2 separate regions of the Homo sapiens genome follow, and region 2 is linked to region 1. Evidence: read pairs that join two places in POLR2A ChIA-PET (ENCODE). Cell type or tissue: MCF 10A. All regions are shown on one strand. Each heading gives the region's core, and the rest is flanking DNA. Links, peaks and the distances in the headings are about the cores only.

Region 1 (4,383 bases), core at 280-4,279:
TAAAATTCTGCCCTTACTTGCCACTCACCACACCCCCAGATCTGAAGGGCCAGCCCTTTTCTACCTATGACACCTCACCAGCAAGTAAAGGGCACAGGACCTCAGAAGTCTGTGGTGCTAAGGATGAAGACTCTACTCAGAGAAGGTGCTCAGCCCTAGTGAGGAGGTTCTGGGAAGCAGGTGGGCCTGCTCAATGCAGTCCCTAACCCTTGGGAGCATCCATGTGAGAGGTAAAGGTGCAAATGACTTGGGCATGTTGACTCCCTACTGAGGAAGGCAGGGCCCCTCACATCTGCAGTGGCCGTATGCATCAGAGAACGGCATGACTGCACATGTGAGAACTGGGTGCACCCGAGCAGTGTCAATAGGAATCCCTTCCCTATTCCATGCCAAACAGTCTTCCCCAGACACAAAGTTTCCAGGTCCTGAGGCTTGACTCTTCTAAGGCTCAAAATGGGTTCTGTTTCCAGACGTGCTTGCCTTGCTTGTCTTTGCTTGTCTTAAGGACTCTATTTCAGGCCAATACTTGATCCTCAGACAAACTGGGACAGGTTGGGAACTTTGATGTTGAGATCGCCAATGTTGATGTTCCGAGGAATCTCTGGCAGGTTGATGTTTTTCACAGCAGACACAGCCCGCGCAGGGGCTGCTGAAAGGCCACCCTAAGAAGAAATGAGAGGCGAGTATGAGACAAATTCTCACTGTTATCTGCTTAATGCTAAAAAAAAAAAAAAAAAAAAAGCAAAAACAAAAACAAACAAGCAGGATGGGTGTGGTGGCTCACGCCTGTAATCCCAGCACTTTGGGAGGCCGAGGTGGGTGGATCACCTGAGGTCAGGAGTTCGAGATAGGCCTGGCCAACATGGTGAAACCCCATCTCTACCAAAAATACAAAAATTGGCCAGGAGTGGTGGCGGGCCCCTGTAGTCCCAGCTACTAGGGAGGCTGAGGCAGGAAAATCGCTTGAACTCAGAAGGCGGAGGTTGCGGTGAGCTGAGATCACGCCACTGCACTCCAACCTGGGCAACAGAGTGAGACTCTGTCTCAAACAAACAAACAAACAAAATAACAGGTGAAGGATGCCTAGAAAAATTCCAAACTGAGCACACACAACTGAAGTTTTAACTTTCCCCCCTTATTCCTCAAAAGTAGCCAACAAAACAATCTTGAGGTTAGATGGGGTTTGGCACAGGGATCCAAAGCCTGCAGTCCTACTAGACTACCAGCTCCTCAGAGGCGGAGTGTGGCCTATACAGTTTCACAGCCCCAGCCTCTCACAGTACCTGGCACATGGTGGGTACCCAATAAATGCTGAAATAATCTAAGGTGATTTGTCAGGGGCACTTTTCTGGTTACAAAACAAAACAAAACCCTTTCCTCAAGAGACCAAAGACTCTTATTGAAACGTGCAAAGTCACCGGGAAGTTCTTAAAAGGAAAAGGACAGTCACAGCTCTAGGGCAACTGCTTGCCAACTAATAATGTGAGATGAAAAGAGCTGGCTTTGGAAGTGTCATGTGGCAACAAGCTGGGAGAAGGTGGGGGGTATCACAGATAAAGAAGAGCTGGTGACAAAACGCAAAGAGTATGCACATCTACAGTGAACCCCCACCTGGCAGGCTCACCCCCACGTGGAGGGAACGGCAAAAGTGGATGAAAACTCTCTCACAATCATTTTTCCCCTATTGCCTTCTTTCCGGATACCAACTCTGCTTCTGCCCTCACCCAGCAAGTCTCCATTTCTTCTCATTTCCAACCCCCTTGCCTCTGACTCACTTACTATTCCTGGAATCTTCCCAGCCTACATTTCTAAAAGAACTATAGCTGCCACCAATAGCTGTGGTCTGGAAAAGCTTCTTCCACAGGACTGCCAGTCCTCACAGAAAGAAGAATTCCTGGTTTCGCAAGATCAAGTTCCGTATACAAGGCAAAGAAGCTCTTTAAGACACTCAGATAATTAAAGAGGTAATTTGTTCTGCTATTTCTGCATGTGAAAGTATACGTCTGTAACCTCTGTGCTCTGGGAAGGCTGAGGAAGGGGACGGCGAGACCTCAGAGGGATAGGACAGAATTTATGTGAACATCTCTATCAAGCCCAGCACCATGTGGGGGTGGACTGGGGTATGTTATTTTCAAGCCTAGCCCAAACTCTACTGTAGTTTTTTATAAAGCTAACTGGAAATAAGGAAATTGGCAACTCTGAGGTCTGAAAGACACCACGAGAAATGGCTGCTGGGAGATCAGACTCTTAGAGCACACAAACTAGGAAACCACACTGGACTAGGGAAGAGGGTTCTGGGTCCCTCCAGGGAACGAGTGGCTTTCAAAGGAGGAATTACAAACCACAAACATGGGCCATAACCCCCAAGCCAGAAGCTGTTTGCCTTCCTCTGCCATCTGGCTTTTCTATTTGCTCTTCTACCCTGAAAATCTGAGATTTCAAACTTGTTACCTGTTTAATTTTCAGGGCTGGCTGACCTTCAAATCCATGAGTTTCAATGGACTCAAGGAAGAAAGAAGATGAGTATCATTTCCCGAGGTTTCACAGCAACACAAACCAACACATGTACACACTCCTGCCTCTGCCCAGGTTTTCTCTACCCAGCCAGGGCTAGAGCACAGCTGCTTACTCACCTCGGATTTCTCCAGCCTGTTTTGAGCCTCAATCTGAGCCACGATTTCATTCATGTTTGTTTCCAACACCATCCCACCCATCACCACCTCCTGGAGGATGTAGTGCACCTAAAAGGGAAGCAAAAATCAGGAGTCAGAATACTCTGTGGTGGTCAGAGTGTAACCCACGAGGTTTCCTTTTCCTGCAGCAGCAGAGTGGTCAGATATGACCTGTCCTGACTCACAACTCAGACACTCAAACCCCCCTGCCCAGTGACACAACGAGGGGTCTCTCCCAGGTCTTGGCACATGGCAACACGAATCTCTCCCCTCAGCAGCGAGGTGGTAGCTATGAGCACAGGCTTCAAAGTCTGACAGCTCTTGTTTAAATTCTGGCTCTGCTACTTGCTAGCTGGGTGGCCCTGGGCAAATGACCTTTAAAGTGCTTCAGCCTCCTTCCAGGATTGCAGTGAGGACTGGATGAGATAAATGTGTGTAAAGCACCTAGCCTGGTGCCCAGGACACACTGGGTTCTAAGTAAGGAATGGTGGCTTTCATTATTAATATTACCATCATCAACACTGACTGTCATTAAGTAGGTCCAGCTATGACAGAATAATCCCTGTCCAAGCAACTGAAATGAATGTCTTCCACCTTCTATAAGGCAGATCCTCCAGCCTGTGCTCCACTGAAGGGACGTGATCAGAGCAAGATAGAGCCCAATTCCTTTGCACCTCTCCTCACCTCATTTCTTACTGCTTAGATTAGAAAGCAGATTCAGCATAAACACCTTTCTAAGCATAAGGGTCACATTTGGGCTTAGGTTCCATCTAGCTAGCAGTCATCTAAACAAAGCTGAATCTCAGTGTACCTAACTGCTGTGATGGGACGGAGGTGACTCAACTACTGTACCCCTTTGTGGTAGGAAAGCTGTCACAGAAAGCCCTGGGTGGGTCAAAGCAGAGATGCCCACTGTGGTTCATAAGGAATGGTACTCCATATTTCAAACCAAATCACATCAAATGGCCCTCAAGGTGCTTTCGGTCAAGTTGGGAAGACAGCAAGTACAACCTTCTATTGTTAACTAAGTGCCAAATGACTGGGATAGTCCTGGGGAAGTCAGAGAAGAAAGGGTACAGTGGCTAGAGAGATCAGAGAGCTTCACAGAGACAGTGGGAGGATGGAAGCTGGGCTCTGACATTAGAGAGGTAGGGGAAAGAATTTCAGGTAGAAGATGTTGGAAGGAGCAATTCAGCTGGTGTATGGGCAGGTATGGGGAGCTCCTGGGTCTGGCTGGGATGGCAACTTTCTTTATGCAGGAGAGAGGCTAAGACAAGGCTGAGAAGGTAATTTGGGTCTGGAGCAGGGCTTCTCAGCCTAGGTACTAGTGACATCTGGGACCAGATAATCCTCTGCTGTGGGGCTGTCCTGTCACTGTGGCCTGTTCTCTAGCATCCCTGGTCTCTACTCCTCCAGCTTGACAATCAAAAATGTCTCCAGAATTGTCATATGTGTTCCAGGGGGCAAATTCACCCCAGCTGAGAACCACTGGTCCAGAGTCTAGAGTCAACCACCAGTTTACTCTGTCAGCAATGCAGAGTCAAGAAGAAAGATGTGTCTGCATATCTGGGCACTGTGCACTTCTGACATCTGAAGTTCTCTGGCATTGGCTCCCTGTATTTTGCCCTCAGTAAGTGCAGGGAACTTCTGATCTTGAGGACAGAGTATAATAAATCAAATGTATTCCCTTGCGTGTGTGCCCACATTGAGC
Region 2 (4,383 bases), core at 121-4,120, 55 kb before region 1:
ACTGCGCTCAGCCATACAGGAATTTTATGGGGACATAATTCAGCCCATAACACCATGTGTTAGGTGCCAGAGAGAAAATATTCCCCAACTAATGTGAATTACAGGGAAATAAATGATCAGAGCCCAGGTCCTAAACACAAGGATGGGGGTTTGTGTGAGGTGCTTAGGGACCAGGATGCGGTAACCTGGTGGGAGGCGAGGTTGGCAGTACCATCTCATTCTTGAGTTACCTGATTCCTTAGTCCTGCTGCCTTGATTGCGGTGTCTTAAGAGTAAGAGGCACTGCCAGGATCTTGGGAAAAGGATGCCAAGATCTATTAGCAAAGGCTCCCGTGGGCATGGGAGCCAGCAGTGGTGGTAACTTCCTTCTGTATCTGCTGACTCAGGGAGGAGAGAGTGCAGAAGAGGTGACCTTGGAGCTGGGTGTTGAAGGATATGCAGGAGTTTATCAAGAGGAGTGAGGGAAGAGAGGTCCAGGCAGGAGCAACAGCATGAGCCAAGTCGAAACAGAAGCGTCTAGTGTCTAGAGATGACAGAGAAAAGTGGCAAACAGAGCCGGAAAGGGGCTTGGAGGCAAGTTTGTGGGGAGTTCCACGTGGTGGGTGATGAGGTTTTGGCCTCCGTTTCCCGAATGATGGGCAGCACTGAGGGTTGGGAGTTGGGGGTGAGCTGGTAAGAAGTCTGCTCTCAGTCCCTTCGGCCGCTTCATAGAAATGGAACCAGGCAGGAGGCCACTGCAACAGTCCAGCTTGAGAGAAAGGGAGAGGCAGCACAGAGCATGAGCTGCCTGATTTCCTGGGCTTGAGCTCTTGGCGTGTGGGGCTTTCCCCTCTCATCCTGCAAGGTTGCCCGTTGCCTCTGACACGCCCTGTGGCATCAGGCAAGTCACTCTTTCTGAGCTTCAGTTTTCACAGTTCCTAAAGGAGGAACTATCTTGGGTGGTGCTGAGGTACCTTCTTCCTCTAACCTTCCAGAAGTGCTCTGGTTCTGCCCTTAGGGCCCTGCTGTCCCGAGGGGCTGTCAGCCACAGCTGGAAGGATGAGAAAAATCCAGGCAAGGTTAGAGTAGACACACAGCATTGGGGCCCAGGTTGCGCATTCTACTCGGCTCTTACTTGCTGTGTAACCAAGTGAGACTGACAGATAAGCTTTGGAACCTCCCTGAGCCTCAGTTTCTTCAACTGTGAAGTGGAGACAATAATAGACCTACCTCTCAGGGTTTTAATACTTGGCACATAGTAAGTGCTCAATAAAATGAGTACTGAGGCCAGGCATGGTGGCTCACGCCTGTAATCCCAGCACTTTGGGATGCCAAGGTGGGGTGATCACTTGAGGTCAGGAATTTGAGACCAGCCCGGCCAGCATGGTGAAACCCCGTCTCTACTAAAAATACAAAAAATTAGCCTGGCGTGGTAGTGAGCGCCTGTAATCCCAGCTACTCAAGAGGCTGAGGCAGGAAAATCGCTTGAGCCCAGGAGGTGGAGGTTGCGGTGAGCGAGATCGTGCCACTGCAAGCCTAGGCGATAGAGTGAGACTCTGTCTCCAAAAAAAAAAAAAAACAAAACAAAAAAAGGAAAAAGAAAATGAAAGATTGCGTTAGCTATGCTGACTCCACAGTCTCGAAAGGCTGAGTCAGAGGAGCCACCAAGGCTGCTGCCTACAGAGCCTCAGCACCTTCCATTCCTGCTGGACTTGAGTGCTGAGGGCAGGCAAGAGCGCTGGGCAGGGAATCAGCCGCCAGAGTTCTAGTTGGTTCCTGCTCTTTGACCTTGACCAAGGCTCTGCAGGCATTCCTCTGGCTCTGTGTATCCTCACTGCATTCCAGGATCAGCCATGGAGGTCCTGATGAGTGCCAGCATTGTACACTGCCAGGTGGCATCGTCAGAGGTGTTTGAACCAGAGCGATTCCATCTTGAATAGGGGCTAGGCAAAATGAGGCTGAGACCTGCTGGGCTGCATTCCCAGGAGGTTAGGCATTCTTAGTCACAGGATGAGACAGGAGATCGGCATAAGATACAGGTCACAAAGACCTTGCTGATAAAACAGCATGCAGTAAAGAAACCAGCCAAAACCCGCCAAAACCAAGATGGTGACAAAAGTGACCTTTGGTCATCCTCACTGCTCATTATGCGCTGATTATAATACCTTAGCTGCTAACAGACACTCCCACCAGCGTATGACCGTTCACAAATGCCACAGCAATATGCAGAAGTTACCCTGTATGGTCTAAAAAAGGGAGAAACCCTCAGTTCTGGGAAATCCCCACTTCTTTCCCAAAAAACTCATGAATAATCCACCCCTTGTTTAGCATATAATCAAGAAATAAGGCTGGGCGCGGTGGCTCACGCCTATGATCCCAGCACTTTGAGAGGCTGAGGTGGGCGGATCTCCTGGGGTCGAGAAACCCCATCTCTAATAAAAATACAAAATTAGCCGGGCATGGTGGTGCATGCCTGTAATCCCAGCTACTTGGGAAGCTGAGGCAGGAGAATCGCTTGAACCCAGGAGGCGGAGGTTGTGGTGAGCCAAGATCGCACCATTGCACTCCAGCCTGGGCAACAAGAATGAAACTCCGTCTCAAAAAAAAAAGAAAAAAAAAATCAAGAAATAGCTCTTAAGTTTACTCAGTTGAGCAGCCCATGCTGCTGCCCTGCCTGTGTAGTAGCCATTCTTTGATTCCTTTCCTTTCTTAATAACTTGCTTTCATTTTATGGACTTGCCCTGAATTCTTTCTTGCATGGGCTCCAAGGATCGAGACCTCTTTCCAGTAACGGCACAAGCATGGCAGTATAGACGTCACGCACTCCACCCCAGCTCCAGATGGAGAACTGGCTTCCACTTCTGTGCAGGGAGTAAAGCCAGACAGTGGTTCCAGTTCAGTTCTACTGAGTTGTGACTTCATCTCCTTGCCCTGCAGTTTCCTTATCTGTAAAGCTGACATAAAGATATTCCTTATCTCATGGTACGGTTTAGAACTAAATGAAATAATGTGCATAAACTCTTCTCCCTGGCAGGCCAGCTCTCTCCTCTGCAATGTCCAGGGATCCTAGAGCCCATTAGAAACTCAAGATGGTGAGGCCGGCCCCTCCCACAGCTGGTCCCCAGAAGGTCAAGTGCCAGCCACGGCCGCTGGGTACTGGCGACAGGAAGGGTTGGCCCAAAGTGGCTGGCGGAGCTTAATCTGGGGCGGCCCAGGGAGCCTCCTGGCTGGTGGAGGGACAGAGCACCATCATCCGGGCTGGCCTCCGCCCTTAGCTCACCCTACTCTTTGATGTGCAGATGGTGGTGGGGGATGGGGGGCCTTCCTGGCCCCAGGCCTGCCTGCTTCTCACAAGGGGGAAGAGGGCCAAGGGTGATAATAAAACCCAGCTCTCCTTATGCGTCAGGCCATTTGCTAAGTACATGTATCTCCTTCAATCCACACACCAGCCCAACAGCTCTGACACTGCCTCGTTGTGCAGATGAGACCTAGGCTTGGGCATGTGGGTCCCTTGTCTAAGAAACTGAAACCAGACCTGCTGGACTCCATGATTCCAGCCTGCGGAGCTGGCTGTGGGTGTCTGTTGGAGGTGACTCCTAAGGACCCCTGTGGCTGTTCCCGCCTTCTCCCCCTCCTCTCAGCCTTGGATGTTCAACTGGGCCTTGCGGGGCAGAGGCTGAGGGGAGCCTGCCACAGTGGGGCTCCATTTGTCAAGAAATGCTCACCAGGGCCAATGTGTGCGTGGAGCTGCGCTGGTCCCAGGCCTTCTCAGAGTTGGCCCTGACCATCTTCTGCCCCAGGCGATGTGGAGGGCACAGCCCCCACTTTATGAGCCTGGCAAAGCTGTCCCCACCCCATGGTTTGCCTGCTCCTCAGCCCAGCCCATCCCTGTGTGCTGCTCTAGAAAACAACCTCTTTATGCATTGGTACCCACACCCCACTCCACCCTTCCACCACGGAAGACGGTGGGGCGTGCCCTTGGCCAGTGAAGGGTGGCACCAGGTATGGGACCCTGTGCTTGCTGCCTTCACTGCACAGACCTGTCCCGCATTGTCCCAGGTATCCCAGGTGTTCCCGTGGAGCAGGAAGAGGGGCACGGCCAGCACCCTGCACCCTTGCCTCATGTTAAGGAGGGTGCTTCCTGGAGAGCACTCCCTGCGCTCTGCCAGGGCCCCTCTCACCACTCACTGCGGGAGCACTGGGTCCACAGCTCCCCACCACCCAGCAGCTCCAGCTGCCATCAGAATAGGAATAAAAGGAGCCCTGCAAACCACCCAGCTAGCTCAGTCAATAGAGCATGAAAAGGAGCCCGGAGTCCTGCAGGCAGACATGGAGGCACAGGCGCAGGGCACCTGCAGGAAGGGCCGGCAGGCTGGGCACGTCTCCCCTCCTGTGCTCTGGGGT

The links. ChIA-PET counts read pairs that join two places held together with the same protein. Peaks named below come from ENCODE experiments on the same cell type or tissue, not always from the same donor. Only the 100,000 strongest peaks of a DNase experiment are listed, where the experiment ranks them.
Region 2: POLR2A ChIA-PET joins it to region 1 with 14 read pairs; 7 of 35 experiments call an interaction of 5 or more read pairs at or near these places.

Annotation. Positions count from the first base shown.
Region 1 is chr15:89,834,982-89,839,364 of GRCh38, forward strand. It overlaps ARPIN-AP3S2 (ARPIN-AP3S2 readthrough), which reads right to left. Exons shown (of 10, transcript NM_001199058.2): 9 at 2,634-2,741; 10 at 1-662. The coding sequence ends at 534. AP3S2 (adaptor related protein complex 3 subunit sigma 2) reads right to left here. Exons shown (of 6, transcript NM_005829.5): 5 at 2,634-2,741; 6 at 1-662. The coding sequence ends at 534. It overlaps LOC124903552 (a long non-coding RNA gene), which reads left to right and starts at 928. Exons shown (of 2, transcript XR_007064754.1): 1 at 928-1,964; 2 at 2,467-4,363. RefSeq lists an enhancer at 1,864-3,063. In MCF 10A, for the core only: no CTCF peak of the experiment used is centred there; DNase peaks (open chromatin) are centred at 1,820 and 2,600.
Region 2 is chr15:89,780,411-89,784,793 of GRCh38, forward strand. No RefSeq gene overlaps it. Among named protein-coding and RNA genes, the nearest start is that of MESP2, 6.3 kb to the left of the region's middle. RefSeq lists enhancers at 1,528-1,587, 2,652-3,314, 3,315-3,976, 3,977-4,383. In MCF 10A, for the core only: no CTCF peak of the experiment used is centred there; a DNase peak (open chromatin) is centred at 1,631.